7 separate regions of the Mus musculus genome follow, and all the other regions are linked to region 3. A link is a loop called in an ENCODE intact Hi-C map of the cell type or tissue named here. Cell type or tissue: heart. All regions are shown on one strand. Region 1 overlaps Peak1 (pseudopodium-enriched atypical kinase 1). Region 2 overlaps Peak1 (pseudopodium-enriched atypical kinase 1). Region 3 holds the start of Lingo1 (leucine rich repeat and Ig domain containing 1). Region 4 has its middle 22 kb from the start of Gm31586. Region 5 holds the start of Peak1 (pseudopodium-enriched atypical kinase 1). Region 6 holds the start of Gm31586 (a long non-coding RNA gene). Region 7 overlaps Peak1 (pseudopodium-enriched atypical kinase 1).

What was found. Peaks named below come from ENCODE experiments on the same cell type or tissue, not always from the same donor. Only the 100,000 strongest peaks of a DNase experiment are listed, where the experiment ranks them.
Region 1: it touches region 3 in a loop (2.4-fold over the local background); 6 of 42 quality-filtered maps call a loop at or near these places.
Region 2: it touches region 3 in a loop (2.7-fold over the local background); 10 of 42 quality-filtered maps call a loop at or near these places.
Region 4: a loop joins it to region 3, with 12 times the contacts of the local background. A loop is called at or near these places in 5 of 42 quality-filtered maps.
Region 5: a loop joins it to region 3, with 3 times the contacts of the local background. A loop is called at or near these places in 2 of 42 quality-filtered maps.
Region 6: it touches region 3 in a loop (8-fold over the local background); 16 of 42 quality-filtered maps call a loop at or near these places.
Region 7: a loop joins it to region 3, with 4 times the contacts of the local background. A loop is called at or near these places in 10 of 42 quality-filtered maps.

What each region holds. Positions count from the first base shown.
Region 1 is chr9:56,263,012-56,267,011 of GRCm38, forward strand. The region is part of intron 3 of Peak1 (pseudopodium-enriched atypical kinase 1); the gene reads right to left. It overlaps Peak1os (a long non-coding RNA gene), which reads left to right. Exons shown (of 6, transcript XR_003948326.1): 5 at 3,563-4,000. Among named protein-coding and RNA genes, the nearest start is that of Peak1os, 24 kb to the left of the region's middle. In heart, a CTCF peak has its summit at 1,848 (motif pointing right); a DNase peak (open chromatin) is centred at 2,680; H3K27ac peaks cover 585 bases.
Region 2 is chr9:56,198,555-56,202,554 of GRCm38, forward strand. It overlaps Peak1 (pseudopodium-enriched atypical kinase 1), which reads right to left. Exons shown (of 7, transcript NM_172924.3): 7 at 2,572-4,000. Among named protein-coding and RNA genes, the nearest start is that of Tspan3, 39 kb to the left of the region's middle. In heart, a CTCF peak has its summit at 2,298 (motif pointing right); a DNase peak (open chromatin) is centred at 2,287.
Region 3 is chr9:56,634,561-56,638,560 of GRCm38, forward strand. Lingo1 (leucine rich repeat and Ig domain containing 1) reads right to left here and starts at 1,088. Exons shown (of 2, transcript NM_001311076.1): 1 at 515-1,088. The coding sequence starts at 520. In heart, CTCF peaks have their summits at 1,916 (motif pointing right) and 3,883; DNase peaks (open chromatin) are centred at 551, 1,131, 1,461, 1,931 and 1 weaker place; H3K4me3 peaks cover 2,630 bases; H3K27ac peaks cover 1,290 bases; H3K27me3 peaks cover 2,851 bases.
Region 4 is chr9:56,772,461-56,776,460 of GRCm38, forward strand. It overlaps a transcript of Lingo1 not described here. Among named protein-coding and RNA genes, the nearest start is that of Gm31586, 22 kb to the right of the region's middle. In heart, a CTCF peak has its summit at 1,972; a DNase peak (open chromatin) is centred at 1,971; H3K27me3 peaks cover 2,000 bases.
Region 5 is chr9:56,415,855-56,419,854 of GRCm38, forward strand. It overlaps Peak1 (pseudopodium-enriched atypical kinase 1), which reads right to left and starts at 2,196. Exons shown (of 7, transcript NM_172924.3): 1 at 2,087-2,196. Hmg20a (high mobility group 20A) reads left to right here and starts at 2,765. Exons shown (of 10, transcript NM_025812.3): 1 at 2,765-3,077. In heart, a CTCF peak has its summit at 1,821 (motif pointing right); DNase peaks (open chromatin) are centred at 1,827, 2,377 and 3,167; H3K4me3 peaks cover 3,236 bases; H3K27ac peaks cover 2,784 bases.
Region 6 is chr9:56,796,568-56,800,567 of GRCm38, forward strand. Gm31586 (a long non-coding RNA gene) reads left to right here and starts at 351. Exons shown (of 2, transcript XR_379478.3): 1 at 351-510; 2 at 949-1,840. In heart, a CTCF peak has its summit at 1,550 (motif pointing left); no DNase peak of the experiment used is centred here; H3K4me3 peaks cover 671 bases; H3K27me3 peaks cover 3,827 bases.
Region 7 is chr9:56,211,612-56,215,611 of GRCm38, forward strand. All of the region lies in intron 6 of Peak1 (pseudopodium-enriched atypical kinase 1), which reads right to left. Among named protein-coding and RNA genes, the nearest start is that of Peak1os, 28 kb to the right of the region's middle. In heart, a CTCF peak has its summit at 1,919 (motif pointing right); DNase peaks (open chromatin) are centred at 1,970 and 2,460; H3K27ac peaks cover 786 bases.

The sequences.
Region 1 (4,000 bases), 370 kb before region 3:
CTGCACATATTTGTCAAAACTCATAAATTGAACACTAAAAAGGATGAATTTTATTATATGCAAATTAAACTTCAATAAACCTGAGCTACAAAAGACAGTTTGGGCTGGACAGAAAATAGACCTTGGAAGGAAGAATAAAAGGCAAGAAAATGTTTCAAGGGCTGCTACAGGCATGCTAAGATCTAATGAGAATCTGCCCTAGGGTGTGGCATCGTATCAGGCAAGGCAGGGAAACTTATCTCAAAGAATGACTGGACTTTGGAGAGAGTTAAGAGGTGCTGAGGTGGAGTTTATTCCAACAATGTGCAAGGATATTTACCAAGATAGGAATACTGGAGATGGCATAACTTCTGCAGGGAAGATGATCAGAGCATGCTCTGTGAGCCCACATACAACAGAGTAGGCTGTTGATTTTCACCAATCTAGAACACAGGAGAGAACTGTGTGCCTCTCAAGTGCTTGGGGGTATTTTCTAGGCTAGGAAGAGCATGGGGATGGTAGAGAACATGCTGGGGGTGAACCAGGGAGAAGACATAACTACCCCTTTCTCTCAGAAAAAAGGGCAAATAAAAGCTACATTCAAGGTAACGATGAGGCGGACGCCAGAAGAGCAGACAGCTATTTCCTATGCTGCTCAGGGGTACTGGGAAATGAGGGCCTATGTGTCCCAGTACACTTGGCAGAACAAGCGTAGGCTGGCCTCTCTGTGTTCTGGTGTAGCAGTGAGGATGGAATTCAGACTGGTGGGCTGGACAGCAAAGTGGCAGGACACTGGCAGATGACTCTTTGGAAAAGATTTGGGTAGGAAGAGTTAGATTCAAAAAGGACTTCTTGATTTTAATATAGGAGAAAGTAGATAATGTTGTATGGTGATAGTGGGGGGAAGACAGAGAAGAATAAGAGAGGCAGAAAAGGCAGGGAAAGAGAGCACAATTCAAATCTGAGAATGTTAAAACTGACGAAGCTCTCATTTTGTTTCTGTTGTTTGATGAACCAGGGGTTCTGAAGACCAGAAAAGAAAGTAATTCTCCTACATTTACAGTAAATGTGAGACCAGAACTGAGACTAGGGCTATACTATGTATGTTTCGTCTACAAAATGTATTTATTTGATGTATGTGTTTATGTCTGCGGAGGTCAGAGGATAACCTGCAGAAGTCAGTTTTTCTTCTCACCCATGCAGGTTCCAGTGACTGTATCAAGTTGTTAGGCTTAGCATAAGCAAATTTACCTGCTTAGCCATTTGCTGGGCCTAGCATATGTTTAAAATTGCTAATTTACTTTTGTTAGCCTTGCCCCTTTTTTGTAGTATAGTCTTCTTGAAGAAATAAAAAACCCCAATGCAAACATGGAATACAATGAATGCAGAAAAATTGTGTAAACCTATTATTCAGAATTAATTTCTACTAGCAACTTGAGGCATTTCCTTCGAGTCAGCAAGTTTTCTTTTTTAAAAACCACATCCTGTATACTAAGCATCATATGACACTGAACAGAAAAGAGGAAGACATCCTGCCTAATAGCTTGTTAACCAAGCTGACCTATTCCTCGTAAGGTACTACAGGTTTTCTTTGTAAGTAGTATGTGCTTTATTTTTCTCCAAGATTAATAAATATGAAAAATTATTTCCATCTGAGTATGTTAGTTAAACCAAATGATGGCTTTTGAATTGATCAGCAACAACCACATTAACAAAACTGCCAAATGAGGTTCATCAAGACCAGTTAACTCACGTCATCGCTAGAAGCCAGTTTTAGTGTGGCCGTTCCTTTGAAAGGCCTGTGCACATCTGTATCTATGCTGCTTGGAACCCGGAGATGAAAGGAGCACACACCTCCAGTAAGCACCAGATGGAGCTGCTGTCTAAGCCACAAAACCTGGACTTTGATGCCTTCCGCTTTAAACACTAATTATGTTTGGAGACAAAGATGTTCAGTTAAAGATGCTGTCAAAACTATTTTAACTTAATGCAGGCCCTTAGAGAAGGAAGCTATACCCAATGCAGGTCTATCCGAGGCCGGGTCTTCTGGCTTTCCTGCCTTTGCAGAATCACTTAAGGGCAATTGATAATACCTACAGCTTTCCCTTCTCGTGCCCTCTCGTTGACAGCACTGTCCAAACAGGAAACTTGAGTCACCGAACTTAAGTTGAGACATTAAGAAATAAAAGTGTCTCCTGCAGCATGTGCATACAGACACAGCGACCTGCTCTGACACGCTCTACGAATTTGCCAGAGCAGGTCTGATAAGGAGTATCAAAATGTAATGCTTGGTTTTTTTTTTTAAAGCTCATTTGCTTATATATTCTTTATAATCTTTTATTTAAAATTTTTCATAATTTTGATCATGTTTTCCCTTTCCCCAAATTCACCCCAGACCCCTACCTACCCAACCTGATATTTTCTCCCACTCCCCCTTTCCAAAAACAAAACAAAAATGAAAATCAAATAAAACACAAAAAACTAATAAGACAAAACAAACTCTAAATAGCACCCCCTTAAAAACTCCAAGTCCCATGGAGCCTGTTTTACACTGACTTCCTTGGAGTGTGGTTGATACATCCCAAAACACTCTGCTGGAGAAAACTGATTTCCCTTTCCTAGCCAGTATCAACTGCAAATAGCATCTTAGTTAGGGGTGAGACTTGCGTCCACTTCCTGTCATCGCTGGGATGACTCAAAGGAAACAGTGTCCAGACACAGCAGGACTGATACACATTTGAACTTACAGAGACCAGCACATGAGACCAGCGCAGGCTCAAACCAAACCACATTCTTAGAACCCTAAAGCAAATCCTACAGATGAAATGGTTGATGGGAAATTTTAATGGCTGAAGCTGCCTCCAGAAGCTAGCCAGGATTTACCCCATGATCTAAAATTCTATTTCATAACTTCCAGGATGAAACCCCTCGAGCTATAGATAGAGCTATTCTAGAGTAGCTGATTTCATCTTGAGTCATGAAGGCCTTCTGAGAACCTACTGCTGCTCTTTGCTCTCTGCTGCTCAACAATGGCTATAATTAGTGTGCTTCTTGCCCAACTGTTTCAAGTAGATTTGACACAAAACAACCAATTCTCCCTGGATTTCAATCTTGGACTAAACTGTCAGCATCTGCGCTTGCTAAGAGGGATGCAGTTCCTGTCCTTAAAGAGGGACTGGGTAGGGGGTCTATTAAACTCCTCACACAGTACTCCTTAAAGGTAACCAAAGGAAAGCCCGACCATCATAAAGGAGTATGGGAATAGACTGCTAAGGTCCTCCCCCAATACTTTGACTCCTGAAGGCCATTAGCTCTCCCCATAAAATCTGCCTCATTTCCACAGTGGCAGAGCCAAGAATCCTCACTGCTGTCCACAGGCTTTTAAGGACACACTTGGAGGCGCTAGGCCACATGGCATCCCACAGTAGCCAGTCTCTATGATTCCAACGTCAAATTTATAAAGCAAGGTTTTCATTAGGATTTGTAATGGAATTTGTGATTCACTTATATATTTTTTTAAAAAGCAAAGGAAAATGTGACAAATATCCCACGTCATTGTTCCCAACTTTTCCTTTTTCCACAGTGAAAAATGCTGACCTGACATGCCAAGACCTTCAGTACATGACTAAAAGGGTAGAGAGGAAGTGGAAGCAAAGCTGCAGGAAGATGCTTGCAGGAGATAAAAGACAGTTTCACTGTGGATCACAAATAGAAACTCTATGAGAAGGCTCTTCTGGAGATAGCATGATGATGATGATGACGACGGCTACGGTGATAATAATAATATCACTTTCCTGGCTACAAGAATAGGCAAACTCTTAAGATATGATGTTCTATTAATTCAAGAACAGAGCAAAGCAAAGCATGCTTAATTTGCATATCTTAAAGCTCTATTACATGACAGAAGCAGCCCATTCACTTTTAGCTGTTCACAATTCTGTTCAGGGGTTACCTCTGTGATGACTTTTCCTTCTGATTCCCTAAATACCACTATTATTATATCGCATCATACTGTAAAATA
Region 2 (4,000 bases), 440 kb before region 3:
CCCGTTCTCCTAGTTTTTCCTGTTCTGGTGTCCTGGAGGCACAGCTGGCAGCAGCGAGGTGGATGAGAAAGCTCCACACACAAGATCGTGCAGCTTTCGGTTCAAATCACTGTTAACAATGCAAAGGGGCGAATCTCTCATCTGAGAAATGATGGAACCGTCATATGGGTGGTTGGGAACACATCAATCCAGCAGGCTGTGTGTGTGTGTGCACCTGCATGAAACTGTTAATTCTGAGGTGCAGGTTGGGGCTCTTTGGAACAGTGTACCTCTGTATATTGTTCTTGGAAGTGGCTACTTGTCCTGTCTTTGGGAGGCCAAAGAGGAAGAAGAGTCTGTGAGAGAAGCCAAGCTCAGACCCTCCTGCTATGGAGGGAGAGGTGCCCACGGCCAGACTCTGTGCTAGCATCAGGTGGCATCTGTGGTACCAGGCAGGTTAAGACTGGGGAGAGATGATCCTCTATGGCTGCTGGAGTCTGAATGGATCAAAATGGGAGTGGGGGTGGGGTTGGATTTGCGGTTCAAGAGCTGGGGTGCGGGAGGAAAGGGAGAAGAGAGAACAGGAGACAAAAGGGCAGAAAGCAGGTTTGAAGACACGGAGGGAGAAGTTAGACATCCATGTCCTACACTTCCAGACAGTGGGGCAAAGAAAGTGAGCGCGATCATGGATCTCCTGGAGCTGGACTTACAGGTGCTTGTGATCCAACTAACATGGGAGCCACATCTGGGTCCTTTTCAAGAGTAAATGCTCTTAACCCATATTCATCTCTCCAGCACTGCCTGGAGGTTTTGGCTCTCCCTTTGATTCTGGCTCAAGCCTGGATTAGCAGTGGGTGGTGGGGACTGACATATAGGAGGCCCCTGTACTGTGCCCTGCCTCCACAGGTGAATTTCCTTCCTCTCTAGAGGTTCCTAGATGCTTTGCTTATAGATTTCCCAGAGGCCTCCAGTTTTGCTATTTTAAAAGATAAATGTTATTCTCATTGTGTTATAGCCATGTTATCCTGAAGCTTTTATTTTAAAATTATGTGCTATATATGTCTGTGTGTGTGGGCACTGGGAGATGGAGTTCCAGGCAGTTGTGAACTACCTGACATGGGCACTGGGTACCTAACTCTGGTCCCGCACAAGAACAATATGAACAGTGTTAACTGGAGATCATTCTTCACTCTGGGGTCATTTTTTCATTCCTGATCCCCTGGTTCTTAGGCGGAGACTAAAGGTCCCCATGCTTTCCAGCAGCTTTCAGAGGCTTCAGTGGCTTCCAGAGGACACAGGAACCATCAATTACTGGACTGAGGGTACACATAGAGAGGGTTATCTGGTACTGAAATCCCTGTCATACTCAGACAACCTGTTTGCTCTTAAAAGTGTTTTGCACATTTGAGTTGGAGCTTAGCAACCAGCCCCTCTTCAAGCCTTGCCCAGTGTGAAATTCAATTTTTAAGTTTTAGCCATAATTGCTGTGAGCTGCCTTTAATGACAACTTGTGATCTGCCAACTGCTGCTCTTGGCTCCTAAGGTGCTAATGAAACTCCTTCCCTGGAGGAATGCAGTCTCACTTAGAGGGAAGCCTCCTGGTTGGGCTGGGGAGAGCGCACATGTAGGGGTGGCAGGGCTGCAGAGACTTGCGTATTCCAGGTAGGAAAGAAATCAGCTTCCCCATAGCATGGGTTGAAAAGTGACTCTGCAGGAATGCTGATGACAAGGGTCCATCTCCTCTAGCTGACCCTTGTCTCCCTAAACTCAGGTTAAGCCAACCATGACTGGCCTACACCTCCAGAGCCCATAATCTTTTAAGTCCCCAGAGTGGCTACTCATATAGCACTAGTGTTGGGCAGTTACACAATCATCGTACCACATTCTCTGTGACCTACACTGCTCAAGCCCAGGCTGTATGCAAAGCCTGGGCAACATCTGGTCAGTTTGTTAACTCTTCCTCCTGGATGCAGGAAACACGCTTAGAGTACACATTCATATGGAGTTTGTACCTCAGCAACATAAAACCCAAGCCTGGAAACTACCTTTCTGAGAGAACTTAAGAAAAATGTTAGCAGCATTTTTCACTGCTCACTGCCGTCTTTTTGCCTAAACCAGATGGGCTCCTTTTTTGTTACCTGTCGGCTGCCTCTGGAAGGATGTCTCCTGTGACAAATGTACCTTAAGGGCAGGCCTGATTTTGTAGATGATGGTGTACAGGCTTGTCTCCGCAGCCTGACTTCCTGCTGGAGGAGTCAGTTAAATCAGCTGCCGCCAAGCCTCTCTAACCAGGCAGTCTGCAGTGTCTGGACACCAGGGGGCGATCTTACCCAGCAAACCTGAGGAGTTAGCCACTTGCTCTTGGAGCCCCCCTTTTCTCAAATTACAGAGGCACTGAAGAGAAAAGAGTCTGTCGGTAAGAAATGGAGTCCAGAGGGCAGAGGGCATGCTGGCGAAAAGCTACCTACTGTAGCCTGTTTTAAGAACAGGAAGGCATCTTGGGAATGAATACGAGAGCTGCATCTACAGTTAGACCCACGCCAGCACGCCTCTATGGACAAGCCACCGGAAGGACATGCACTTCAAGTCTGGTTTTTAGTGTATATTAAACAGAATTTATTTACACAGTAACGTGAGGCCACAGAATACACAGCAAAGTACCACAGCAAACCAAAGGGAGGCGCCACTGGTGACACAGGGACCTGTTATTGATTCATACAATTGTAAAAATACGAGAGGAGATGGGTAAAGGGCCGAAGGAAGAGAAACAAGATTTCCCAAAGCAGAATGAGGGCAGTGCCATGGAGAATTAGTGATATTAGAATAAGGACTGTCATGATTCAATTCACTGAGACAGGTGACATCTTGCTTCTGCCTCCACCTCCCAACAAAATGCCCTCTGTGTCATGAACAGAAAACCCAGCCCAGTGTCTATACACACCGCTCTCCAGAACTGGTCAGGGATGGGAAATAAGGAAGGAACAACTTGAGTAGGCTTCCTGAAGCTGTGTGGTTTAATCTTTCAACAACACTACATTGAAGCCATAGGGCTGGCTCGACATTCAAGTTACCAAGAGTGCAGACACACAGACTTGCCACAAACCAACAGGCAAAGTGGATTTTCTGTACCACAACAATGTTCATAGCAAAATATATAACTCTGCGATTCTGCTGGGTTAAAAAAAAATCCCAACCTCTTTTGATTCCCTGAAACTTTCTTGATTTAAAAAACCATGGGATGGGTGAGATGGGATGGGAAGCAGGGACAGGGACAGACATAGAGGCTGCTGAAGGGGGAATGTATAAAGGACGCTCAGAATGCAGACCCCTGTGGCCCATCTGCATGGGCAAAACGTCCAGTGGCAGCTGATGCAGAAGTCTCTAATTTAAAACAGCTGCAGGGGTAGGTGTGTAACAGCTGTATAGCACCTTAGACAGTCTGGGTACTTACATGTTAGATGATGGGGATGCTGAGTGAGAGTCATTTTTGTGGGGAGGTTCATAAAATGGTACAGTGGGTTAAGAAAATTTCCCAAGAGTTCTTTAAACAAATCTCTTGACAGCACCTCTTTTTAGGAAAAAAAAAAATCACCATAAACCCAAGCTTTGATATTACAGATGCGGTGCTCCCGTGCATAAGGTCTGGCACTAGCCAGGTGTGGTGAGAGTGCGCCGGTTAAAAGCTCCTTCTTAAGATAGCAGAGAATTTTTTTTTTTTTGCCATCTGCTCTGGCTGCTGCCGCTCCCTACACCTTTTCTTCTGACGTACAAACGGCCTGCGTGAAACTAACTAACAGAGAACCCTTCTTTTTATTTTATTTTACTGGTTTGGGGATGGACTTACCCGTTGAACACCTTGACCATGGAATGTTTGCAAACCCTTCCTCTGGCATCTGTCACAGCTCACCCCGTCATCTGAGAAGCAGCAGGATGAGGAAGGCTTGTTTTCTTTGGTATAACCTGTCTAGGGTCCTGCATTATGGCTCTTCTGACTTCCCTTGGGGCATTGGCTTTGGTCCAT
Region 3 (4,000 bases):
TCCACCTCCCTTTCATCCAGGCGGAGCGAGAAAGGAGCCAGAAAGAGGCTGACAAGGTTCCTGTGGAGAGAGGGGCAATCCTAGAGCCTGGGGAGAAACTGTTTGCTAGCTGTGTCCTCAAGCTTAAGGGTATTAGCCAGGGCTGGGGAGTGGTCTCTGGTCCACCGAAAGGGACTCACCCAGAGCTGAGAGAACATATCCTCTTGGGTGACCACTGCCCAGAATGGGAGGATGATTTAGGGGGCACCAGGGCAGGAATGGAAAGGAATGGTAGGGATCTCTCCTTGACCACGGGTCCCAGCTTGCCAACCAGGGATCTGTTAGGACCAGCGGAACGGAAATGGGAAAATCATTTGAAACTTGAGGGTCAGGCCTGCGACCCCAAAGGGGGTCTGGGCGGTACAAGGTGCCCTACATAGCCCCATGAGGGTGAAGCCTGGGCCGACAGCAGCTTCCAGCTCCCAGCTCGCCGCAGGGCTGCCGACTCGGGCTCGGCCAAGACGGAGGGGCTCACCTGCATCTCGGGCGCGCTGTCCGTCCGCTCGGCTTGGTCACCAATCGCATGTCTCTCTTGCCGGCGCGGCCCCAGCCCCAGCCCAGCCCCCCTCCTCGGTCTCCTCCTACAACACCTCCGCCCGGTCCGCGCGCCCTCGCAGGGCTGGCTGTCCGTCTGTCTGTCCCACGCGGGCGGGAGCCCAGTCGACTCTAGGGCAGGAGCTCGGGAGTCGGGGGCGGAGGCCGAGGCCCTGGCCGTAGCGGGCTGAGGAGCCGGGGCTCTCAGGACGAGTGTTGCGGGCTCCCGGAGCCTGGCTCTGTCCCTTGGGCCGGCCGGGAGCGGCCGCCACCGCCTCTACCGCTGGGGCCGGGGTCGAGGCCGGGCGTTCTCTGCAGCGGGGCCGGGGCCAGGGCTGGGACCGGTGGGCAGCTGCCGCGCATGCTGCTCTGAGCCCCGCGTCGGGAGAGGGGCCCGAGCGGCGCGGGTGGGGACTCCGCGCGCTCCGGGACCGGGACGGGTCCAGGTCCGGCCGCCTCCTGAGCTGCCGCCCGCTCCGGCTCCCGCGCCGGCTCCCGCTCGGGCTCCGCGCTCTGCCGCGGCGTGGGGAGGGAGCGAGAGGAGCGAGCAGCGAGCCAGGGAGGGAGGAGGGACAGAGGGAGGGAGGGAGGGAGCTAGTGAGCGAGCTCTGGAGCCGGGCGGGGGAGGAGAGAGAAGGCGCGGCCGCAAAACCTGGGTGGGGGTCCTTCTTTCAGAGAACCGGACGAAGATGGAGGAGCGCCCCAGCAGCTGCCCAGCGCCCAGGGCGCAGCGAGAGTGGCAGCGGGGCGCAGACGAAGAACGCTCCCGGGCCGGCGCCCCCGCGCTCCCGCCCTGCACCACGCAGCGCCCCTCTGGGTCCCAGGCTCCAGCAAGTCTTAAGCCAGCCCAGCCCGCGGTCTTCCCAGAGTGCGTGCACCCATTCGCGTTTGATTGTCTCTGGCCACATGCGTGTGCATGTGAGCGCGTGTGTTCACACGTGTTAACTGGGGTCACTGCACACTGCCGTGTGGACCGACACACGCACGTGGACAGACAGCCCCCACACCCCCCAACCTGATCACGGTTGTTTAGAGGACAGCTTGAGGAGGGTCAGGTCTTGACCCCTCCTCTCGAAATGTCCAGGACACCCCCCACCACACACACACACACACACACACACATACACCACACCACACCACACCACCACCACCATTGCTTCCTAGGGATCTTAGGGTGAGGCCGGCCGCCGGGAAGCACAGGAAGGGGATGTGGAAGCCGAGCTGGCTAAGTGGGTCTACCGGGAGGCCAGGTCTAGAATCTGCTTTAGCATCCCAGTCCCCTCCCCGTCGGGTTTCCTGTCCAGCAGAGGGCAGCAGGCCTATCTGCCAGGCTCCGGACGGTGGCACTCTACCAAGTGACCAGCAGAGGGCAGTATAGATCCTCGGTCTGGGCTTAGCTATTTACCATCTAACTCCCTAAAATAAATACTGAGTTTGGTGGGTACCACATCTTCAGATGGCTCCACAGAACAAGACCTTTACATAGAGACCCAAACTCTTCTTGGGCCACAGATCAGAGACTAGCCTGGCAGGGTGGCCTGGCAAGGGCTGCGGTGTAGGCAGGCAACCCGTTGGGACCTCATCTATCTACTGCACCTCTTTCCATCTGCTTGAAGCCAGATGCCCCTTAAAACCATGCCAGATTGATTAGAATAACCATCAATGAAGACACCACAAGGCAGAGTTCCCTTCTCCCCATTAGCACCTCAGCACTCCCGATAGTTTGTAGGCAGGCAAAGAAGGAAGCTGAGCAGGGCAGGAAGAGACCAGCGCAAGGCCTGTCTTTCTGGGGTGGGCAAGGATCCCGTTCCCAGTACCTCGTTCTCCTTCCAAGGAACCAGACTGACATTTCGGAGATACCTGGCTGGCTTGGAGAGGCCAGCTTCAAGTTCCCACCCCCAGCACTGTCTTGATTTCCACAGACCAGCCTTACACACATAGTCCAAAGAGTTGCACAAACCTGTTCCAGCGAAACCGATCTTGGATACCTCTCAGCCTCACTGGCACACCACTGCTTGGGACATTCCTGCCTTCTGTCTATGTCCATATCTCAGGCCTACCTAGAGCCCTTTCCCTGCAGGTGTCAGTGATGCTCCTTGCATCTTACATTCTTCTTCCAACAACCTCAGGAAGAGGCACTACTACTCCCCTGAAAATAAAGAGCAGGAACCCCAGGCTCGGAAAGGTTACGTGACTTGGCCACGGTCACACAGCTTGTAAACCGTGGAAAGGGAATTTGAATGGCTTTCCAGGGCTGAGTAAACCAGTGGGAGGCAGGCTTGGCAGAGGGACTTACTGGTAGGAGGGGAGGTGGGGCGGCCACACGAGTCTCCTCCCTTCCAGAGCCTAGCGCAGGCGGCTCTTGGGTCCCCCGATTCCGTGATCCTTGCACCCCCTTCCCAGTCTCCCCAGCTCCCCCACCCCGGCTGTTTGTGAGTTACTGGTGAGCTCCCGCCCTCCCTCGCCGCCTCCTCCCACAGCCCGACAGGAATAGACGCTCCCTAGCTCCTGCGTAAAGGCTCTGCCAGACCCGATGCGGGGCGGGGGCGGGGGCGGGGGCGGGGGCTATTCCTGGTGCGGCGACTGACGCAGGCAAGGCGCGGCCACCGCAGATCTCCGCCCCCGACTCACCTGCTCCCTGCCTCAGTGATCTGGTCGGGGAAATGGGGGAGAGTCCATCGCCCCCACCCTCAGTCTCCAGCTGCTAGATGAGGAAGCTGGTGTGCTAGGCTGGGATCTTGCGGTGCCCATCTACCCATCTTCTCTCGGTGTCCTGGGACGATGGAGGAGACATCACTGCTACCTTGAAGCCTTACTCCTCCATTGTGTGGTAGTCCAGCAATTGTTCTTTCTCTATGTATCCTGAAGAAATGACCCCTCTCAGATTCTCCATCTTATTCCACCAGAGGAAGCAATGGGAAAGGGAGACTTGGGACGGGTAGGGCACTATACCCGAAGAAGCCTTTGTAAGGGCTCTGCTGGGGCCTGGTCCCTGACCTTATCATTCTGACCACGAAGGGAGGAGGCTAACACTGGATCCTTTCCTTAGCCAGATGACTGGTGGGGTGGCCCTCACCAGTGCTCTCACAGGTCCTAGGGCCGCCTGTGAAGCATCAGGATGGTCTAGTTTGGGGACTTTGCTAGAAACAGAACTACAGCCAAGGGATGTTCACGGACACCTCCAGGCTTTTGTTGGTCTACCTCCTAGGTAGTAATTGTGTTTCAAGAACAAATGAATATCCATCTCTTCTGTGCCTGCCTCCCTCCCCAGACTTAATGGCCTTAAGCAAGGCCCCTGTGTTGTTCTCTGTCCATCCACTAGGAGCTCCCAAGAGCGAATGGGCACGGAGGACATCCTGGTCTCCCATGTACAACTAGGAAAGAGCTAACAAAGTAGGAGCCAATGGTTTCAAGGAACCAGTCTTCT
Region 4 (4,000 bases), 140 kb after region 3:
AAGTAATAGAACTAAGCCCAGTATCAGCAGTCGGCACACCTCCCTACCCTGACAAGTATCATAAAAAGTGCCAAGCATTGGGTGCTGGAGAAGAACGGCTGGGAGAGAGAACTGGCAGGAATTTCTCTGGACTGAAATCCCTCATCTGCAGAGCTGAAGTAAAAGGCCAGGCTGTCACTAGGGAGCCCGAATGGCTGGATCCGTATTGGGCAGTGAGCCCCAGACTCCTCTGTAGATGCTCTAGCCTAGGCTCTGAGGGCTTCCCAGCCACCTGGCTCTTGACAATAGTCATGTGTCTACACGTGTGGCCTCAGCTGCAGTTCACAGGTCCACCCTGCCTGTCCCAGCTTTAAAACACCTCCCATTTCTGTCTTTTCCTCCAAGCCTTCCCAACCCCTGAGTAAGCCATGCCCACCACATATACATCCCCAGAGTTTGTTCTTCCATAGCCTACAGACATCCTGCAGATGCCCCGTTAAAAGCCCCCAGGTTAGCCCTGCTGTCACTGGTCCAAAATGAGTCTGGGTCTTTAGACTTGCCTTCCAGCATCTCTGGCCCACCCACCTTGTCTCTAGCAGGGATCTGGAGCCTAGGAGCTGAGTCCGCCCCAGGGTGACCTGTGGGTGTAGTTTGTCCAGGACCTCAAGCCTCCGCTCTCCCTGCTGGTCTTTGCTCTGAGGAGCCTCTACCATGAGTCTCGCCCCAGCCACCCAGCATCCCTTTTTCTGGCCTTCCTTGCCTCCATAACGCATATCACTCCCTGGCCGGACCGCTGAGCTGCTCTAAATGTCCCTTTCTGTCCTGTTCGAAGGTCAGTTCTAGGAGGATCGGGGTTTGTCTGACCTGCCTCTGATGGGGACATGTGGTTCTCCAGACCATGTGATGCTGGGCACAAAGAGCCGCACCTAGTGTACAGTGGGTGTTCAGCCAGACAGGAGAATGAGAGAGGAGTGAGCCCCTGAGCCAATGGTGACACCAGAGAACATGCACGGAGCACGTAGTACACACCATATAAGGATTAATGTGTGACTCAGGAGACAGTCCACCCTGAGAATCCCCACAGACACATAACCATATGCCATCCCAGGCTCCATGGGAACAGTGTAAGGAACAGAACTGGACAGGGCTCCCCATCTACACAGAGGCCTCATGGAAACACCACAGAAGCCCACCCCACCCCATACCTGGGACCTAGCCTGGCCTGCACTTCCTCCAGCCCGGTACCCTATTCTTTCCCCAACACAGAGGCACTTCAAGAAGTACCAGCCGAAGAGGCAGGGGAGAGAACAGAAAACCATGGCTTCTTCAGGATTTCAGGGGGGTCACTATGCCAGGTGCCTGCCTCTCAGCACAGCTGGCTCCAGCCCCCTTCCCAGCTCCCCGAGCCAAAACCGCCATCCAAGTGCCCAACCCCCACAGTACAGCCTAGGCTGCCCTCCCTGGCTCAGCCCTTTCCTGCCAGCATCGCCCTCCCCGTGTGATGCTTTGTTCACCCAGGCTCTATTATGGTGACAAAACACTGGAAACCATCAAAATACACAACAGAGAACTAGTTAAATGGGACACGGCAACACAGGCTGGAACATTATGCTGCCATTAAAAATCACATTATAGAAGAGTATTTAATGATGGGAAAATGATCTTGGTGTAGTATTAAGTGCAAAACGCAGGTTAGAAAACAGTAACTGCAGCTTGATCCCAATTATGTCATAAATACATATTTTGTAAAAGACTGACGGGCAAAACACCCAAGCACTTCCATTTTTCTATTGAGAACACACATTATATTTTATAACCAAAAAGAAAAAGAAAAAATAGATGGCTTTTAAAGGGCCCTACAGGCTTCCAGCCTTGGCCTGGAATCATCTCCTTCAGCCAGCCTTGCCAGACCCCAGCTCTGCCAGGCTCCCCCTGCCCTGCACTTCCTGGAGTGATCCCATCTTGTACCTGTCAGTGCTGCCGCCCACAGGGCAGAGGCAGAACTGCAGCAGCCTTCTGACCAGGATGAGGCAGAACTCAGCACACTGCGCTCATCCGTCTAGGCTTCTTGCCCAACACCCGGTAACTACCACAGGTAACCAATGCGCCCAGGACCAACCAATTATCAGGACTGTTTCTGGTGGGGCAAGTGGACTTTAGAGTGACACCCCTTATCAGGAAAACAAAAACGGGGTGTGCTGCTTGCCACACCTAACAACTTTCTCTCCCAGCCACACAACTGTCCTCAAGGCCCAGGAAGGGATCTTCTGAGCCCACACTCCCACTGAGTCTAGGACAGAGGACAGCATGGTCTAGCCTGCACCACTGCTCCTACTTAACAAGGTAGCATTGTAGTCTTACCACTGGCTCAGACAACGGGGGTAAGGTGACTTATCTGTCACAATCAAGCCACAGTCAAGCCAAGTAGCACCCTCTGCCCCTTTCCTGTCTTGCCTGTTCTTCTCCCATCTCATCTGTTAGAGCATAGCTTCCACACATCCCCTCACTTGGGGCACAGAGTGAGGAGAGCCGATCCCCTCTCACAGTGGTTGCTCTGTTCCTTGTGGTACAGAACAAGAGGCAAGCTGCTATATTCACAGAAAGCCAAGGTCATCTAGTTGACAGCACTCATCACAAATACATTCACCTAGTTCCTGAGCCTTGTCCTGCCCTGAAGGTGTCTGGACCCAAATGTCACCAGCAGAGCCCCATTAACTCCACAGGTCAGAGCCAAGGCTGCCTCTTGGCAGTGTCTTGGACATTGACTACCTCCATCCACACATTCCCACTCCCTCCTGACCTGGAGTCAAGCACACATTCGGTCAACAATGTGACAGGACTAAGGGCAGAGTGCTTCGGCTTGCCCTTAGAGACCCCCTCCCCCAAGCCGAATGGGAACCTATTAGCCAGCACTGTGTGTGAAACCATGTGGCTGGGACAAGTGCCCCAGGCTTCCGAGCTGGCTGCAGACCAGGACCGGCCACAGCAAGGGCTACTGGGGTTGGATTGCAGAGGAGAGGGACAGATGGAAGCATGTGGATAGAGGGCCCCGAGACAGCCCTCCCTAAAAGCCCCACTAACCCACAAATGGCCTCTTACCTGTGACTGGGTAGTGCTGGGTGCAGCTGGGCTGGAATCAGCCTAGGCCTGGTTCAGTTGGCCCTTTTGCCCATAGGTACCAGAATCTCAGGGCCTATGGATACAGGAGGCTGTGGGAAGAAAGAGGAGGAGGTGCTGTCAGAAAGGATGAGCAGGATGCTATGAAGGGTAAACATGCAAATGGATCTGAGAGCACCCAGCTGGGCGATTAACACTGTACACACACACACACACTTTCTACTCAATGGTACATGTGCACTTGCACATTCATGCCACCAGCTGGATCAGGGATGCTCTGGGAACATGAATATCTGGCATCAGGATGGGTCTGGCTACTTGGCCTCACAACTGGCCCTGTGATCTTGGACCAGTCAACTCTCTAAGCTTCACTTCCCTCAGTCATAAAACAAGGATTTCTTCCTTCTGCCAAGACAGCAGAGGAATAGCAGAGGACAGTAGGTGTCCATCAATACCACTATTTGCCTCTTCCTCCTCAGCCACCAGATGCTAAGGCAGGTTCCAGGCTAACCCCAAAGTATGCTGTCGACAGAGCCCAGGAAGTATCTCCCAGCCTGAACCCCTACCTGTCCCCAAAGATCTCTGCAGCTCCTACTTATCCTCTCCCTGCCTTACTCTCTCTTCAAGCATCCTCCAAGGGTTCCCCAGACAGAAGCAGGAAAGATGCTAAGGGATCCAGCCTGGGGTCTCTCACATGACACTACCAGAAGGCCAGAAACAAAGCAGGTACTCCCAGCTCTCCTGCTCTGTGATCCTGTGGCCCTGAGCAAAGTTCTCTCTCTCTCTCTCTCTCTCTCTCTCTCTCTCTCTCTCTCTCTCTCTCTCTCTCTCTCTCTCTCTTTCCCTCAGTTTCTTTACCCTCTCAAAGTCCTGAATCCTTTTCTGAGTTATTACTCAGGGGTCC
Region 5 (4,000 bases), 220 kb before region 3:
GCTCTCCGACTTAAATATTTACATTACCATAAATGTACAAAGATAAATGTTTATATGCATTCACATATAATGCATTTCAGGAACGTACTTTTTAATGTGACTGTCAGAAAACAGTTATGAAGTGGCATTATTTCTTTATGGGCCTCAGGACAGACTCTTAAAAATAAATTCTGACAGAATGTTAATGGGGTTTAAACACCACTGTGTAAGTTTTCTGCACTATTACTAAACAAAATGAATAAGCAATACCCTAACAACTCAATCAAGCTTATCTTTTCCTCTCACCAAAACACGCCTTACAACACTGGAAACTAGCCAAACATAAATGTCAGTCCCTAAAGAAAGGGTGGGAGAAAGGAGGACCACAAATCAAAAAGCTTTAAAGAAAATAATTTGCCATTTTCCCCCACATAACATAGTCATACTACTCTCTCCCAAATAGAGACACGATAAAATATTTTCTCTTCTTCCCCTCTGACAACTCTGGGGAGGGGATCTTTGTTTTTTCACATAGTTTGTGACCTGATCGTTGCCAAAACTCACTTGCAGTAGTATGAACTCTGCTTCCATTGTTAACTGTTAATCTCTGTGATAAGGCTATTAACTCCTAACTTGGAAGCCAAGAAAATGTACCTCACCTGCAATTATAGTTTACTGAAAAAGTCACCAAAGAAAGTGCCAGGCACTTTGGAAAGTAATTAGGGTAGTCAGTGAATTGAAAGATCTAAAATGCTCTGAGATTACAAAAGAAGCCATCATGAAGTGAGTATCCAAGATTGCTCATGGAAAGTTTTACCCTTGTGGATAATTCAAGTTTGGGCTTTCTGGGTTTTTTTTTTTTTTTCCTCTTTGCAGAGAGCAATATGTGTTCTCTTGACTACATACTTAATTTGCCAAGGTAGATAAAGGGAGGACAGTGTGGCTGAAAAAAAAAAAGAGAAAGAAAGAAAAGAAAGAGAAAGAAAGAAAAAGATCAAGTCAACAGATAGGCCACCAAACAGAATACTCAAAGCAATTCCGACTCAGGTGAAAAAGCAGTTCATGCACATCATCCAGTGGCTTAAAAATAGTCTTTTATGTAAGTCACCAAGTATTTAATTGAGAGTGTACTCTTACCACATTCAACAGAGGCAAAGAAAAATGTACTGGGTTTTCTATAGTAAGGCCAATAAAGATGAAATCATAGTTTTCCTCTAACTCATCTCTATCCTTCAACACCAGCCATCCAATAACTCCATTCCACAGCTCTGGTTCCTCAATTTGGGTCCTTAAAAACTGGACTGCAGACATGGGGCCTGGGGGAGGGGGACTGGAGGGCGGACTACTCTTTGATATTGCTCTCAGCAGTCCTTAATGAAGTCCAAGAACAAAATCAAGCTCTCCAACAAATGGAGCATAAGATGGGGGATAACGAGAAGGGGACCCAATTCAGATGGGTAGTCCTCTTCGAAGGAGGAAAGGAAATTGGCAAGAACCCATAAGCCAAAGGGCAAAGAAAAACAAATGTCTAACCCAGCCTCTCAAAATCCCAAACCCCTAAGCAACCTAGGAAGCCTGCGCACATTAGGGGCTCCCTGGCCAGAGCGTAAAGTGAGCAGGCACAGAGCCACCGGTTCCGTCCTGACTGCTGAGGCAAGGCTGAGCCTGATCCTCCAAAGTCTGGGAGTGAGGCGACCATACAGACTAGGCAGAAGCCCTTCTTGCCCCAGCCTCCACATCTCCAGCTCCTCTAAGGCTTCACTTTCCCCTGGAGCCTCGCAGCCCAGCCCCGGGAAGTCCCTAGCCGCCAGGTTCCAACTTTCCCTCCTCTGGGGGGCGCCGCGCTCCCGGGACCATCGCAGCCAGGGTAACGAGGCCTGGGCCGGTGGGGGGCATGAGAGGGCTCGCGGCGCCCGCGGGGCGCGTGGGTGGCCGGGGCACTGCAGCCCGCGCCCCGCAGGACGCACGGGCTGCCGAGCCCCTGCGGCGCCACCCAGTCCCGATCCCCCCTAGGTCCGCGTCCTCACCTCTCGGCGACCCTGGCCCCATAAGCCAGCGCGTGTGGGAAAGGGACCGGAGGGTACGTGGGCAACCCTGCCCCCGTTACCTGAGGGGAGCACAAGCCGTTGCGATATTCAGCATTGCCTCCTGTCCCGTCCCCTTTCTGGTGATCGCGGCCGCCTCCACCGAGCAACTGACACAACTAACTAACTACTCGCGGCCGCGGAGTCCACAGCGCGCTCCCGGCCGCTCTCCGTCCGCCCAGCCCACCAGTCCGCTCGCTCCTCCCAACCCTGCACGCCGCCCCGCCGCGCGCACCCTTGCCGCTTCACTTCTTCAGACCGCGCGCGCTCGCCCGCGCGTGCCCGCACCAAACCTCGGCGGTCTCCGAGCTCTACTCTCAGCCCCATGGGAGGAGTTGACAAGAGGCCACGCCTCCCTGAGTGCCAATATCCGGAGAACACGAGCTAGAGAAAGTCTGATTGGCTGAGGGGTGGAGCCAAAGCCAGGGGGCGGGGCGGCAGGGACCTTGAGTCCATGTGACGGGGAATTTGGGTTCAATTAAACGCCAGTGGAAAGAAACAGCGCAGATTTGGATTTTTTTCGGGGCCGAATCACCTTAAGTCAGCCATTCGTCTAGTACAGAATAACTATCCTCTAAGAGTCCAGTATACAGTAATTAAAATTTAAGTCCCACTATTTTTTGAGAGCCTTAGCAATGAAAATGAAAACTACATTTCCCAAGAACCTTCGCGAAAGTGTGTCTCACCTTGCGTGGTCACGTAGTCCTTCGCCGCATTGGGCAAAATAATCCCTTCATTTCTCTGAAAGTATCGGGTATAACATTTCACGTCTCTCCTCAACGGAACAATTCTCAGTATTACCACGTTAAAAGAAGTTACCTATCTGGAGGTGACTAAGTGATTAGGTAAAGAGTAAGAAAAGACACCAAAATAAAGTACTGCGGAGGAATTTCTGTCAAGCTGTGAGACGACGGAGTGAAGAGTGAAGGCGATTGCGAGGGGCTGAGGGAATTGTCCTCTGTGCAAGGGACTTTCATTAGTCCCCAGGCCCCTGCCTGCTCCTGCCGTCAGCAGGTTAGTAAGCAAGACGAGCATGGGGGTGGCAACAGTCGAGATGTCCTTCCCCCTTTGAAGATCATCCTTCTTTTGCTGCTGCTGTTATTGGTTTGTCTTGGTTTAAGGCCCACTGAATGGGGGCGCCTCACTTCCGGTTGGGGGAAGGGAGACATGCTGTCATAGGGGAGGGGGAACTGTAACTCACTTCCTGTGGGGGTAGGATGATGTTTGGGGGGTGTCCAAGCCACTTCCCGTGTTGATGAGAGCCAGAAAAGGTGTTGGTTTGTGCCATTCTCAGAGAGAGTTCCTACAGCCTTGGGGTTGTATTTTCACGTCACAAGTTCGGTTATTTCCCCAAATTATGATAATCACCAGGCCACGATCAGAATTTATGTATTTTGTTTCTGTGTGTAAATTGGAAAATCTCTCCCCAGCAAGATTGTCTTAATGCTGTCTCCAAAGAATTTTAAACACCTTGTTAAAATTCTCTGCAAGATTACATACTTTGTTATGTGACTTGTGAATTGCCCACCCTTGCACCCAAGTCAAGCTTGTCCTTAACTGAGTGAAGTAGTGTAGGCTCTACCTAGACACGGAACAGGAGCTCCTTAGCCGCTCTTTTAAGGAGGTAGTTTATAAGTTAGAGTACCGAATAGTTCACACAAATTACAGGGCATTTTCATGTTTGCAGAGGGAGAGAGTGTCATGCTGCAGTACTCCGATTTGATGTTACCGTAATAAAGGGCACTAATGTGTTACATACTTAGAACTGTTCCTTTAGGACTTAAGGATTCACCTCATGCTGGAGAAGACATCATCCACTTTAGTGTTGTTTTCATGTAGCTTTCTTGGGATGTTTATGAAAGATGCATTTTATGGTGTCTCCCCGTTTGTAATTTGAGTTTGTTACTGATTGAAAAATGAGGTCTATTTATGGTTTT
Region 6 (4,000 bases), 160 kb after region 3:
AACCCCAGCCCCGGGCCCAGCTACCCCACTCCTGCGGCTTCCCCCGCACTCCCGCCCACAGCCGTGTGCTCTTGATTCTTTCGGTCGCTGCTCTTGTCTTCCACCTGTCCCCGACCAGTCTCCGGCCTCTCCCGCTGCCTTTCCTTCTGCCTTGCCGCCGCCCTTTTCCGCGCCCACCTCCCCACTGCCCTGCACTGCCTCTCACATTTTCCGCATCACACCGAGCGCCGCCCGCCGCTCGCTGAGCCCAGGCTACGGGCGCACAGTGGGCGGCGAGGGTCCCCGCTGTCCCTCTGCTCTTGGCCTGAGCTAGGCTGATGGCGACGTCCCGCGCTAGCCTCGGCTGCGACTCACAGCGCTCATCTCGCCGGGACTTAAAGGCATAGTGCACACGGCTCTACCTGCCCCACCCGGGGCTCCGAGGAGAGCGGCCTCGCAGAGCACGAGCAAGCCCGGGCTGTGGTGCAGTTGGGGCCGGATCCGCGGGGCTCCAGTCCTCCGGGGCTGGAGGTGAGTCAAGGAGAAGGAGAACGGCCCAGATCACACCATCCAGGGGGCGCTCAGCGATTGTTGCTCTAAGCCTGAGGGCCAACAGGGATCTGGGGAGAGTGTAGGCTGGATTTCCAGGACTATGGGGCCCTGGGAGGAAGAATTTGGAAGATAGTTGTCCCGACATTAACCCATCCCAGCTGAAGACACCTGTTAAGCAGGAAGGGCAGGGCTCCTGGCCCAAGGTGGACTCCCCGTCTATGTGACCTTGGGCAGATGCTTACACTTCTTTGAGCCTCAGTTTACCTAAGAAAGACATGGGCTTCCATCATCTCTAGCGCCTTGTCTAGCTCTGATATGTTAGCTGCTCTGAGGACATCGGGGTGCTGGAGTCCAGCCTCTTCAGGTCCTGGTTGCCCTGTCTCTTGTTCTGACTCTTCTCCCATCTCATCCAAACAGGGGAAAGGCAAAAGTGAGCAGAACCGGAATCTACTACGCTACAGCACTCTACAAAACAGCATCTCCCTGGACTTTCCTGTTCATGGCTCCTGCAGCCCAATTCTGCAGAGTATTGTTGATTTCACCCAGCTGGTCCCTAGGCATCTAATTTGTTGCCCCCAACTTGTGCTAGGTGCAGTAGTATCAGACACTTCCATCAAACAGAAAACGAGGAAGCAGGTGGTATAATAGAACTGTTGGGGTGGCAGGAGAGCCCAGGCAGCTTCCTGGAGGAGGTGGTGGTGAATCCATCAGAGCGTGAGCTGGAGGTGGCCAGGCGAAAAGGGAGACCAGACGGGGAGGAATAGAAATCTCGTTCAGAAAGAAACCTAAGGGAAGACCAGGAAGTGGGAAATAAGGAATGCTGTGTGTGTTATTGAGAAACTTTGTATTGAGTTTCAATTCTGGGGCAGCAGCAAGACAGCTTTGCTCGATCTAGGTAGGAGTCCGGTTCTCACCTCCCACCTTAAACTGCCTTTGCAGGAAGGCGCTTCTCTTGCTTAAGCTCTCTCCAGCCTCTGGTCCCATTTCTGCAGCCTAATGAAGCACAGCCTCCCCCTGCTGACAGGAGCTGGAAGTGGGAGAAGCCCAGACTGGGCTCTGCCAGGATGCGACCTGGATACTCTCAAGTTCATTATCATGAAGTTGCCCATCCCTCCAACCCCCTTTCCCCCTGCCCCAGCCCAGGTAGTAGCAACGCCCCTTTAATCCCAGCATTCAGTAGGCAGAGGCAGGAGAAACTCTTGAGTTTGAGGCCAGCCTGATCTATGAATCGAGTTCCAAATGGGGGTGGGGGATGGGGACCTAAGGGAAATAACACAGAAGAGTAAGAGTAAATCAGACCACAGTGGCATTTGCCCTCTGTCTTTTTCCTTTCCTGTCTCTAAGCCTGGCTCTGTGGCCCCTCCTAAAGTCCCTTCCTGTCTCCATTTTCTCCTTCTCTGGCCCCTTTTCCTCTTCCTTCCCATCAGACTTCCCAGAGCCCCCAGGGAGATGAGCTCATGACTGCTGGCTCTGGCTCCACACACCTCCTGAGGAGTCACCCAGGGCATCCAGGTGGCCCAAGGGAAGCAAACAGAGACAAACAGCCATTTCCCAGGGGCCCTGCAATCCAAGCAGAGAAACAGCTTGTGTCCCCATCCATTTATCCTACTTCTCCTGTCCTGGAAACCACAGACGTTTATGTATAAGCTTAGGAATCATTGCTTCCTGCTTTGCAATGCAATCCCCACATCTAACACACTTTCTCTAGCTTTTACTTCCCCCTGAAATGCGGGAACAAGGTGGCCCATCAGGAACTAGGCACCTAAGTCTAGTTCTGTTATTCTTCCTTGGTATATCCAAGTCTAGTCCTGCCCCTCCCTCCAGGAGTTCTGTGGGTGTCTTACCAAGGTCCAATCACTGCTTCCACCCACCTCCAGTAAAGGACAACGTGGCTGTGTTTCTGACACAGTCGTCAAGCAAGGGCCAGCCTGGGCTGGCAACACCTACAGGCAATCAATCCCAGGAAGGAGCGAATAGTTACCACCTGCTACGACCCATGAAGATTGGGTCTGGAACCCTGACTACCGGCAGCAAGGGAATGAAAAAAGAACAGACCCACAGGTAGGTGGACACAGGAAAGCTAAGGACAAATGGGGTGTGTGCGTGCTCTGACGCACACATTACCACAGTGAGCAGAAGAGTTCACTATGCACAATGCAGAGCCAGGACTTAGCTGGTCACCGTCGAAGGTCTCTGCAGGTGAGCAGTCTTGGGCTGTAATCATCCAGGACGTGGAGCAGCAATTGCTGCTTTTGTATACACTGGACACTTGTTGTCCCTTGGACCAGGAGGAAGGCTTTGCCAGCCCTCTGAGCCTCACCCAGGGGAGACTTTGCTACTTCCACCAGGCTGAAACATTAAGGTTTTTGACATGGCTCAACCTACGTCAACAATGCGCAGTCACCCAATACTTCACTTCCTTCGGGCGGCTTCTGCTCTCCGCACTCAAGCACTCCACAAGCCTCTGTTTCCTGGGTCAAAGAAAATGGTGAAGTTCAGAGGGTTCAGAGAAATATCACAGCAAGCTAGGCTGTCTACCCTGTGTTTATAAATGCATGGCACTTTCCCATCCCCAAGTCTTTACCCACTTATCTGTCCCCACCACCAAAAGCCCTTCTGTCCCTCAGCAACCTCTTCCATCACTCCCGTTTTAATCTATGCTTAACACACGATGCACAGGAGTCTCCTATCACTTCAAATCCTGACTCTAGTCCCAGGGTGAAGAAAAGAACAAAGCTCAGCAAGATTCGAACTGAGAGCCTGTATTTACCATTCTTTCTGGGAACATGTATTGAGGACATATCCAGCAACCCTAGTGTGGAAAGAAAGGGATGTAAACCATCATCCAGGAAAAAAATAGATCTGAAAAGCTAAGCATTAAGTGGAGGACTGGGGCAGGGGAAGCTCACATGGTTTGGCAAATCGGGAGAGACATCTAGTCTTAGTGTTTGACCTAGAACCAAAGGGTTGAATAGACATTAACTCATAGAAGTTGTGGACCCCCACCCCAGAGAGAGCGCAGCATATGCAAAGGCCCTGTGGTGAGAAGACAAAGAGAGAAGCCATGTGACCAGAGCATAGCAAGGAAATGGAATTGGAGATGGAGCTACCTGTAATGTGAGGCCAAGGCAATAGGTTCTAGTGGGCTGTGTTGGGAGTTGGCTTTTCAGCCTTGAGGCTCTGAGCGACCCTGGAAGTTCAAAGCAAGGGAGGATGAGCCCGCTTTCCAACTGTTTTTGATACCACAACTCTGCTCCCTGCAGTCAGCAACCACTTTTCTTGAGGCCCAGGGCCTGGCACAAGGCAAGGCATATTCAGAAACTTGGGCTTTGTAGCTGAGCTGACAATTCAAGGGACCAGGAGAGCTTGGCTTCTCCCAAGTCTACCTAGGCAGCACTTAGCCCTCCCTGCCTCAGATAAGTAAGCATTATGTCTCCTCCATCTTGGGCCATAGCCTACCACAAGAAGG
Region 7 (4,000 bases), 420 kb before region 3:
TCTTCAGTCTTTGAAACGTCTATCAAATATCATTGAGCTTGGTTGAATGAGACTGAAAATTAAACTCAGTTGACATGTTACAGAAAGGACACTCCCAAGGACTTAGGTCTGGGATTTAGCCTTGCCAATAGCTGAGTATCCTTGGGCATGCTCATTCAGTTCCTCTGGGTCTCAGCCTGCCTCATAAAGCAAACAACAGAAAGAATATGGAAACCTTACCTCACAGGCAGCTGGAGAGATGAAATGGGATCAAGTATACTGAGGACATCTACACACGACTGAGATACACAAATGTAATGCTGATAGCCAATCAGATCACTTGGAAATGTTAAAAAGGATGCACTCATACAGAATATAGTTTTTCAAAGAGGACAAGGTAAAAAAAAAATTACACTGTTTGTAGGATGTGTGCAAATGTCCAGGTCCCTTCTCCTTTAGGTTCTGAGAGCTACCTGCCACAGCAGCGGGGCTCGCTGACTGCTGGTCCGAGGGAGGACAGCTAACAGTAAAGGTTTTCTTGTTTTTTTTTTTTTTTTTTTTTTTTTTTTTTCAGATAGTGTCCTATGAAGGATCCAGTCTGGCCTGGAACTCACTATGGAGCTCAGACTGATCTCAAACTTGAAGTACTCCTTCCTTAGAGATTACATATAGCTACATATGTAATTCCTGGGATTACATACACCTGTGGTCACTACACCTAGCTAAGGTCACCACCATCGATGCCAAGATCAGCATTATGTTCTAGTCCAAGGAAGCCATCCTAGTTCTAAGAAAAAATGGTTTAACTAAATTTTTACTTTTTACTATGCCAATTTACACTGAAAAAAGAAAAAGAAAAAGAAAAACTTCACCATTAGGTGGTTCAAGATCAAATGTAAAGGAGATAGCCTATCCTGTGATATTTAAATTTATCTGCATGTACACACAGAGGCAGTCATACATATTTTTATAAAGTCTTCCAAAGTTTTGGGAGTAGATAAGAACATGGATTCTACAACTAGAATTTATGTTTGGCTTCATAGATCAACTTGAGATAAAGGGTTGGAGTGACTTACACAGAAGAAGTGATAAATTGTTCCACTATTTTGGATGCTTGGGAGGAAAATGGCCTGCCCAGAGAGCAAGCTGAGTAGGTAGCACTTCCTTATCTCTGTATTTACACAGACAGGCTGAAGAATAATGGGTCAATCTGGTTTAAGGGCAAATGAAAACGAGAGAAGAAAGAGCAGAAGAGAGAGGAGAGGCACTGTGCTTTTAATTGGTTTATAACCGTGAAGCCGGTTACAACCCAAACATGGACTTGTGGAGATTTCCATAATAGGATTTCACATGATAGGTAGCTCATAAATCTTTATTATAGAGGCTGCAATGATGTTAATTTAGGCAGGAATATTATATTATTCTATGTACTACATAGTAGCCATTTTTCAAATATTAATAACTTGACTCCTTTAGATTAGAAAAATACCTCAAAATGATCTGACTTCAGATGATAAATTTCTAGCCCAAAAGTTATTCTGGAGAACAAACCACTCTTTCCAGAATAAATGGACAAAGTTTTTACTGCCAGTTTTTTTTTTTTTAAATTCCTTTACCTAATATTTTCTCTACTTGGGATCAACATAAACTTTTCAGCTTCACGTTTTCATCAATCTCTTTTGAACAGAATTCCCACTCTTTCCTTATAAGGCTAGCTGGCTTAAACAGGGGCATCTCAAGGAGCCCTCAGAAGAACTATTCCCACAGGGATCCTGGTCCCATCTCCCACGCTCTGAACCAACAGCAGAATGAGGAAAATTTCACATTCCTAACAAGAGAAAACTATGGGAAAGCCTTTTTAAAATGCTGCCAATTTGGGCAGATTCTGTGTTTGTCTACAGTCTCTCCAACTGAAGAACTGAGGGACTGCACCCCAGAGACACTAGAGGGAGCTACAATATCAGCATCCAAGCACAGAACACATTGCAGCAGAACAAAATCTAGCTGCTGAATGTGGGAAAAATATACCATGGTCTGTCTGTCTGTCTGCCTGCCTGCCTGTCTGTCTCTGTCTCTGAATCATCAGCGTTAGCGATGCCGAGTTCACTCAGTAAAGGGAGCACCAGATGAGAAGAGTAGAAGCTGGCTAGGAGTCCTCCCTGGGTGCAGGGGTTTCATGCTCACCAGCTCACCGGGCATGTCAGCTTGATCCCTCCTCCCAAGAAGGATCAGGGGACCATTACAATGGGTAGCTAGCTGATCTCTACACGACATAATGTACAGTTGCAAAAGCAGGGGCTTGAAGGGAAAATGGGTACATATTTGAGTTGGCAAAATACACACGGGAGGAGCAGTATCTTGTTGCTATTAACTAAGCAGACCAGCATGGCTGATGCTTCTACAGCACTGGCCACCGCTTGTCGGATGAAAGCCATCTGACAAGATTTCCAAATACAGGGTGGGGACACTTTAACCACTGACGAGTTATCTGCTGGGAAATGGAAAAACAAAAAAACAAAGCCAGAATCAGGGTCAGATTACCCTCTCTCAAGACCTTCTAAAACCCGGGTCAAACACACAATATGTACACAGCCTGGTCCCAGCAGGGGATCTGAGCTGGACAATGGCTCCTCACACACAATCTGAAAAGTTTAATTCCAAACATTCATTTCGTTCAGGGGCTCATTTTATGTGTTGCTCATGGCAACTGCTCTGCATACCTTTGAGGCAAATTTGTCATTATAAAGCATTTATGTTTGTAATAAGAATGTCAACCCAGACAGCTAACTTGTATAAAGTAGACTGTAGGGGGCCATGACTGCAAAGCCACAGTATGAGCAGCTGGGAAGGAAAAGACAGCACACGGCTATCATTACTGACCCTTCCAGAATGCCCTCACTGTCTGCTACCTGTAAAGTAGACCTTCCAGCCTGCTGCCCTTTGAATTTAAGATAAGAAACAGAGACAAGGGGGATGGGAGTGGCATGAGTATGATATGTAAGCTGGTCACTTACTATCTCTTGATTCTTTGTCCCAAAGGTGGCTTGAACTGCTAGTGTTCACTCGACATTCTGTTCCACTGCTGACCACATACCTGCATTTGTAAACCACATTTATGTCTCTGACTCTCACACTGTAAACACTGGCTGAATAATTTGTGTTGCCTTATCCTGTGAATTCCTAATATCCAGTACAATCAAACCTGAGCCCTTTGCACCCTCACTCTCTGGCCTTCTCTGTTCCTGGTGAATGGCTCCATTACCTGGCTCTGTTTCCTGTTTTCCAACATCAAGTTCACTCTGGACTTCTTTCCCATCTTTACTCCCTATGTCCAACTGATTTACAGCTCCTACTGATTTTATTCCTAAATATCTTCCAAATTGTCCTTTCTTCACTTCTACTGTTACCATTACTGCCTTCCTAGACTACCACAAAGGTTTTCCAATGGGACTCCTTGCTTCTCCTATGAATTCCCTTAAAAATAACTTTCACAGGGAGCAAAGGCATCTTTAAAAATATGCTATAACATACCTATTTAGATAACCTAGCAGTCTCTTTTCACAACTGTATTTCCTGCTCCTTTTCCATTCATTCCTACCATGGTGGTCTGTCTGTCTGTAGCCAGTCTTCCATGCCTGTTGTACCCTTTCTGTCTGGACATCTTTCTTACTATAGTTGGCTGATTTTTTGGGTCCACTTTAAGAACAGACACTTGTATCTCAGGGCCTAACAGAGAACAAGGCACACAGAACATGTTTAATTTACCTATACAAAACACCAAGAAAAAGCTACACTGAATCCAGGGTGGCTATATTGTTTATTTGCCCAGAGCAGCTAGAGTACATGAACAGCTTTCATGAAACAGATGGAAGTTGGCAAAATAATGGGGAGGGGGCAATAGCAGACAGACCTGAGTAATCAATGCTCATGACTGATCTGACTACACGATTGAGGAAAACTGGATCAATGCTAGCTGTCTGCTGAGTGGAGTCTGCCCTAGAGACTCACCAACTTTATACTG